2 separate regions of the Homo sapiens genome follow, and region 1 is linked to region 2. A link is a contact called in ENCODE Hi-C data. All regions are on one chromosome and are shown on one strand. Each heading gives the region's core, a stretch centred on a gene start or an enhancer-like site at or near the end of the contact. The rest is flanking DNA. Distances are from core to core; before and after follow the strand shown.

Region 1 (4,020 bases), core at 1,056-3,555, 4.8 Mb after region 2:
CACTTACTACCACGTTTCCCTGGTCAATTCTCTCATTCTTCCAGAGTCTAAGACCTAAGATTTAGATGATCATTTCACTTCTTCTCCTCTGGCTTTAAAACTCTAACAACTCTTCCTCCTTAACACTCTGCTGATGACCTTATTTCACTATAAAAACAGTAAACATACTTCCTGCTGACAGGCCTGAAAAGAACATCCTCCTATTATCTCTATTAACTTACTTGCAAATATACCTCATTCTCTGCCTTCCCTTAGGAAGAACTGACAGTCTATGTTTCTAAGGCCAACTCCTTCACTTGTGCACTGGATTTCATCCCCTTTGGCTACTCAGGGACAATGCCCTTACAGTTTTCTCACTCTCTCCTGCATTATAAAACGTTCTCACTCTATTGTATCATTTCCTAGAATATACAAACATGCTGTAATACTTCCTCTCTTAAAGAGGAAAAAATATGGTGCCAGATCTCCCAGCAACCACATCTTTTTTTTGCTCCCCTTTACAGCTAAACCCCAAGAATACCCTATAAGTGCTATTTTCAATTCCACTCCTCCCATTCTTTCCTAAATTCACTCTAATCCTGATCTCTCCACTAAAACTCCTCTTGTCAAGATCACCAGTGACCTCTTCCTTGCCAAATCCAAAGGGCAATTCTCAGTTATCTTACTCAAACAGCTGCATTTGACCCAGCTGACCACATCCTCCTTGAAATACTTCACTTGGCCTCTGGTATTTAAGGGGGGGGGGGGGGCGGGGGAAGGCAAAAACTGTTTGACACCTAGGGCGAAGTATCTTAGTGCTATGATACACAGATCTAATTGTGTGGTTTATGGGGGGCACCAAGATGTTAAATTCCGTTTTAGACCTCAAGTTTGAAAGAATAATAATACATCTCAGTAGAAATTGAATCATAAGGATAGCATTCAATTTCCTTACACAACACTTGGTGGATGACCAACATTTTTAAGGAGCTTCATCCAGTTCAGTGGAGCAATGTTCGTCAAGCCATGACCTATAGAAAAGAGTTTAGGATGCACGTACAGGCCTGAGACTTGAACTTGCTTCTAATAATGAGGCAGTGACCAGCAAGGCTGACTTGTGAAGTGAAAGAACAAAAAATAATAATACTCAGATTGACGATGATAGTAACAGTCATGGTGGTATATATTTACTACTCATTTACTTCAGGGAATGCGCCCTGTTAAACACTATACACGCCCTTTAGTATATAATCCTCATACACTTTTATGAAACAGGCGCGATCATCTCCATTTTACATACGGGGTAGAGAGGAGCTAGCTAAAATCAGTTATTAAAGAGGAGAGCTAAGATTTGGGGATAGGGCGGTTGAGGTTCCAAAGCTCAAGTTTTCTAAGCAAAATTTTTGTACTGTTTCTTGCAAGGAAAATCAGGAAACTTCAATTGAATACGTGCCAATTTAAAAAAAAATACAGATTAAGAAGTTTTCTCAGAGTAACAATACATGCTTATTAGGCACTTTCCTATGCATAATTTCCTATTTAATGGCAATTACATGATTGTCTTCTTTTTTGGGACACACGTTTTCTCCTACGTCTGAACATGTGCACTGCCTTTAACATGAAGCTGGCAGGCTATAAAACTTTACCACAGGAGCTGAAATCGTATTCGGGTTCTCCACTTGCTTATTTCCATTATCTCCACTTCCATTATTTCATCACACACCTGAACGGAAAACCCCAGTACAGGCCCGGGGCTGCCTCAGTCTACTTCGGCAGCAAAAGACGAATAAGCCCACTGGCAGAGACCACTGTGCAAGCCTAATCACTTCCCAAGAAGGGTTTTGCTTTAAAGGTACGAAGCAGGTAGGAAAGGTGGGGCTTATCGCCTTGCCAAAAACGTTCTCCTCAAGAAGAACCCAGTTCCAGGTGGAAAAGGTATCCTGAAAATCAGGTTAACCTCAAACTTAAATCCAAGCCTAACCACCTGCCCAGCCCGCCCCAGCCCAACCTGACGGAAGCTTGTCAGGGAAGAGTCCATAGAAGGCGTCACCTTTAGGAGACATCCTCTGTCATAGTGCTCGCAGCCCCGCTGACCTCGCTCTTGACCGCTGGCGCCATCTTCCCGGGCCGTCGCCGCCATCTCCTCCACCTCCCCTCACATTCCACCGATCCTTCCCCCAGGATAAAAACCACGCCCAGAGAAGCTGCGCCTCTCTAGCACACCCCTCCCAGCCCCAGCGGCCACTAGCGACAATATGGCTCCTAAGCACGTGACCCGGGGCAGACGGATTTCCGGTTCCCGGGGCTACGAGGCGGAAGCGAAGGCAGACGCAGTCTCCGTCGTTGACGTTAGTCGCAGTCTTCGCTGCTAACGGTAATAACTCTTAGGTTGCCTGTTTTCCCCCAATCGCTACCCGCCCAAATCTCAGGGCGTAGTTCGGCGCGAGGTTGGCGGCAGCGGCGCGGAGACGCTGGTTGGCCCCAGAGGAAAGGACGCTCACTGGGCGCATCGTTACCTGTGACGGGTCCTCCCTCTCTCCCTCCGGTGGCGGGGAGCCTGGAGAAAGGGGCGGAGCTCGGCCCGGGCCCTGGGCTCAGCGGGTCCCGCGCGCTGCTCTTGGACGCCAGGGTGCTCGCTGGCACCTCGAAGTGCTTCTTGCTTCCTCCCTTTCCCGTTTACTTGCTGTTCTTTCAAAATATGTACTGACATTCACTATTGCCAGTCACCAGCTAAACCGTGAGGACAAAAAGTAAGGAAAAATAGACACACTCCACCATGACCTCATGGAACTAACAAGACTGGTGGAGGAGGAAGACATTAATAAGAGCAATCACTGCAATAAATGTAAGATTACAACCTGGAGAAGTGCTAGGAAGAAGTGTGTGTCCTGTGAGAGCTAATATTAGAGCAGCTCTGACAATCTGAGTGTCAGTGAGGGAAGGCTTCCCTGGGGAAGCGATGCAAGCCGAGGGCTGAAAGATGGGTAGGAGTTAGTGTGCAAAAGGCTTTGTGGCACAAAGAACATGGTACCTGTTAGAAGGTGGAAGGAAAATGTACAAGCCAACAAAATTGAAATCATACTCGGGGTACACAGCTAAATATGTTTCTCCTTATTAAAGAGTCAAGGCCCTGGAAAATGATGTAAGCAAAGCTGCAGGTGTTAGAAGAAGATATTTGTCTTTAGCTTTCTATCCTGATTTTGTGTTTCCTAAAACACCGGGAAAGGGAAAATATTCCCCTTCAGCTTTCCGGTTACTAACTCTTAACATTCTAATTTTCTTTCAGTTTTGTTATGAGTTGCTAAAATGGTGAAATGCTGCTCCGCCATTGGATGTGCTTCTCGCTGCTTGCCAAATTCGAAGTTAAAAGGACTGACATTTCACGTGTAAGATTTTGCTGTAGTTAAGCCAAATACTTTGGCCATGTTATAAAAAGCAAAAGACAGTTCTACTTAAGTCTTCAATTTTGAACTTTAGTTCCCGAGTCCTTTTTAAATAACCTTTTTGTTAAATTTGAAGTGACAATGTGATACCTTTACATGTTTATAATTTAGTTTAAAAGTTTTAAGATATCAGAGACTTTAAGATATCAGAGACTGGTTTACAAAAAATACCATAAGGCTAACTTTTGCTAATATTATTACTTTGTATTTTATCACACCGCCAAAGAAATTCAATGTTGTTTACATGTAGTTTACAATCTGAATGAAGGAGCTTTGCTCGAATATATTGCCCTCTCTATTTAGAAGTAGATCAAGCATAGGTTATAGAGAAAAAATACAAATTACAAGTTAAGACCAAGGGATCTTTAGCTGTGTTGCAAATAAATCAAAATGATTTTAGTTTCATATTTTAGCCATTCTCTTGACAGCCATGAAGGAGTAAGTGAAGGAGTAATAAGATTTAATAGTTGTTCACTTGTTAAAGGTTTATTTTGCTGCTTTTGTGCCAGGCACTGTCCTATGTGTTAGAGAAAGATCTCCTAGCTATTTTGTTAGATATAATAAATCAAAACTGAGCATATATATCCTACCTTATTTT
Region 2 (3,606 bases), core at 620-3,119:
TTTTCTACCTGATTATACAGTCCTTAACTGGCTGATTCATCACTATTGTCTGTAGCATTCTACAACAAACAGTAAGCAGTTAATATCTGCTAAATGACAAAATGTACTAAAATTTACATTAAAAAATAAATTCATGCTTACCATCAGAACATAACTTTTGCCCACAACTTTCTAATTTAATTTTATTTTCTAAAATCTTGTAAAAATTTCAAAATGTTTCGGACACCTTTAGGCACTTGGAAAATGTTTATTTCAAAGTATCACTTTTCTAACATTTTGCATTATTTTTATTAACCTAATGACACTATACTTTCTGAAAAGAAATTGTCACCATTGGCTGGGCGCGGTGACTCACGCCTGTAATCAATCCCAGCACTTTGGGAGGCCGAGGCGGGCGTATCACGAGGTCAGGAGATGGAGACCATCCTGGCCAACATGATGAAACCCCGTCTCTACTAAAAATACAAAAATTAGCTGGGAGTGGTGGCGCGTGCCTGTAATGCCAGCTACTCGGGAGGCTGAGGGAGGAGAATCACTTGAACCAGGGGGTCGGAGGTTGCAGTGGGCCGAGATTGCCACTGCACTCCAGCCTGGCAACAGAGCGAGCCTCCGTCTCAAAAAAAAAAAAAGAAAAAAAGAAAAAGAAAAAAGAAACAAAAAACAAAAGAAAAAGAAATTGTCACCATTAATTTTATTTTATTTATTTATTTATTTATTTTGAGACAGAGTCTCTGTCTGTCGCCCAGGCTAGAGTGCAGTGGTGCGATATCGGCTTACTGCCACCTCCGCCTCCCGGGTTCAAGTGATTCTCCTGCCTCAACCTCCCGAGTAGCTGGGATTACAGGTACCCGCCACCACGCCCCGCTAATTTTTTGTATTTGTAGTAGAGACTGGGTTTCCCCATGTTGGCCAGGCTGGTTTTGCACTCCTGACCTCAAGTGATCCACCCACTTCGGCCTCCCAAAGTGCTTAGGATTATGGGCATGAGCCACCGCGCCCAGCCATGTCACCATTAATTTTAGCAACGTATCAAAAGTTCAGCTTCCAACTACCTACATTAAAAGGTATAATAATACTAACCCTGAACCTTACATATGTAATGCCTAAAAACTTACACCCTGAATTACTCTAACATTACAGGGCAGACTTCCTTGAGAAGAGTCAGACCCTGCAGCGGGGCTCTGCCTTCCCACTGTCAGCCTCGGGGTCATCTAGCTTTATCGATCCCCATGGAGCGGGTCACCGAGCCCTGTGAGCAGGGAGAGGGCGATGGGGATGAGTAAACCCGAGCCGGAGGCCCGGCCTGCGCTCTCGCCCGGAAACCTCCCGTGGGATTCTGGAGTCCAGCGGCGCTGCCTGAGGCTGTGGTACCCAGAAATATGGTATTGGGGGTGGGGGTGAAATGAGAGGAAAGCAATCTGATTAACTTCCAGCCTGATAAGCAGAAAAGAGAAAACAAGGGAGCAGGAAAACTACGCTAGCACTAGACTGCCGGTCGCAAGCGCCGGGTACACACGCAGTTAAACCTCAATGGAACGCCCCCGGGACTTCTCCGGGGCGTAAAGCGCAGCGCCCTCTATTGGCCATCGGGACCTCGCCTGGAGGTGCCGTCAGGATTCCGTCCCCCAGCCACTCCCAGGCACTCGAGAGTAAGCGCATTAGCCCGAGAAAGCGTTCTGTGGAACGGAACTTCCTTATCCTATCGTTTCCACACGGAAAGATTTTAATTCACCGGAATCGACTGGCGTTAAAGGGCACAGTGAAAAGGAAGTTGGTATCAACGTGATCTCGACTAAGGGACCGAGCGGAAGTCCTCAATCGTACGCCACGCGGAGAGCATGCTGGGGGCCGGAAGGAAGAGGAAATTCCAGTAGCCGATCAGGAGTCTGCAAACTCCGGTGGTAGGGGAGCGCGCTGCTGTTTAGAGCCACGAGTTACCGGAGCGCCTGATTCCTGCGCCGAAGTCAGTGGTGGCCGAAAGTCCGGAGTCGCTGTAAAACCTGAGATTGTGAGCCATGGTGGGGAGATCCCGGCGGCGCGGAGCAGCTAAGTGGGCAGCTGTGCGAGCCAAGGCAGGTCCCACGCTCACCGACGAAAATGGAGATGATTTAGGATTGCCACCCTCACCAGGGGACACCAGCTACTACCAAGATCAGGTAGATGACTTTCATGAGGCACGATCCCGGGCCGCCTTAGCTAAGGGCTGGAATGAAGTACAGAGTGGAGACGAGGAGGATGGCGAGGAGGAGGAGGAGGAGGTGCTAGCCCTAGATATGGACGATGAGGACGACGAAGATGGAGGGAATGCGGGGGAGGAGGAGGAGGAGGAGAATGCCGATGATGATGGTGGGAGCTCCGTGCAAAGTGAAGCTGAGGCCTCTGTGGATCCCAGTTTGTCGTGGGGTCAGAGGAAAAAACTTTACTATGACACGGACTATGGTTCCAAGTCCCGAGGCCGGCAGAGTCAACAGGAGGCAGAGGAGGAGGAAAGAGAGGAGGAGGAGGAGGCACAGATCATTCAGCGGCGCCTAGCCCAAGCGCTGCAAGAGGATGATTTTGGTGTCGCCTGGGTTGAGGCCTTTGCAAAACCAGTGCCTCAGGTAGATGAGGCTGAGACACGGGTCGTGAAGGATTTGGCTAAAGTTTCAGTGAAAGAGAAGCTGAAAATGTTGCGAAAGGAATCACCAGAACTCTTGGAGCTGATAGAAGACCTGAAAGTCAAGTTGACAGAGGTTAAGGATGAGCTGGAGCCATTGTTAGAGTTGGTGGAACAAGGGATCATTCCACCCGGAAAAGGAAGCCAATACTTGAGGACCAAGTACAACCTCTACTTGAATTATTGCTCGAACATCAGTTTTTATTTGATCCTGAAAGCTAGGAGAGTCCCAGCACATGGACATCCTGTCATAGAAAGGCTTGTTACCTACCGAAATTTGATCAACAAGCTGTCCGTTGTGGATCAGAAGCTGTCCTCAGAAATTCGTCATCTGTTGACACTTAAGGATGATGCTGTAAAGAAAGAACTGATTCCAAAAGCAAAATCCACCAAGCCCAAACCAAAGTCTGTTTCAAAGACTTCTGCTGCTGCCTGTGCTGTTACAGATCTTTCTGATGATTCTGATTTTGATGAAAAAGCAAAACTGAAGTACTATAAAGAAATAGAAGACAGGCAAAAGCTAAAGAGAAAGAAAGAAGAAAATAGCACTGAAGAACAGGCTCTTGAAGATCAAAATGCAAAGAGAGCTATTACCTATCAAATTGCTAAAAATAGGGGACTTACTCCTAGGAGAAAGAAGATTGATCGCAATCCCAGAGTGAAACACAGAGAGAAGTTCAGAAGAGCCAAAATTAGAAGAAGAGGCCAGGTTCGTGAAGTTCGTAAAGAAGAGCAACGTTATAGTGGTGAATTATCTGGCATTCGTGCAGGAGTTAAAAAGAGCATTAAGCTTAAATGAAGTTTTTGCTTAGCATAAGGTTTTTGGCAGTTTTGGATCAATAAATTTTTACTTTTAACTAAAGTCATTGTATTAATATATAATACTTTAAATTTTAAAAATTCTTGTCCACAAGGAAATTTGTCTGGGTTATTGGACAATTTATAAGAAC

Evidence for each region. Hi-C counts contacts between places; a loop is a spot of excess contacts on that map. Pooled maps may share reads with other maps.
Region 1: a map of CD8-positive, alpha-beta T cell shows a loop between it and region 2 (14-fold over the local background). The contact joins the promoter of THAP6 here to the promoter of UTP3 in region 2. A Hi-C loop is called at or near these places in 3 of 168 maps with a recorded cell type or tissue (CD8-positive, alpha-beta T cell, naive thymus-derived CD4-positive, alpha-beta T cell and natural killer cell) and 7 of 50 pooled maps.

The regions. Positions count from the first base shown.
Region 1 is chr4:75,512,168-75,516,187 of GRCh38, forward strand. THAP6 (THAP domain containing 6) reads left to right here and starts at 2,306. Exons shown (of 5, transcript NM_144721.6): 1 at 2,306-2,353; 2 at 3,266-3,365. The coding sequence starts at 3,286. It overlaps RCHY1 (ring finger and CHY zinc finger domain containing 1), which reads right to left and starts at 2,236. Exons shown (of 9, transcript NM_015436.4): 1 at 2,030-2,236. The coding sequence starts at 2,119. RefSeq lists enhancers at 1,345-2,275, 1,962-2,441, 2,276-3,206, 2,782-3,001.
Region 2 is chr4:70,686,663-70,690,268 of GRCh38, forward strand. UTP3 (UTP3 small subunit processome component) reads left to right here and starts at 1,870. Exons shown (of 1, transcript NM_020368.3): 1 at 1,870-3,606. The coding sequence starts at 2,016. The coding sequence ends at 3,455. LOC101927297 (a long non-coding RNA gene) reads left to right here. Exons shown (of 4, transcript XR_938860.3): 4 at 1-154. RefSeq lists enhancers at 795-1,765, 1,146-1,235, 1,766-2,734, 1,936-1,995.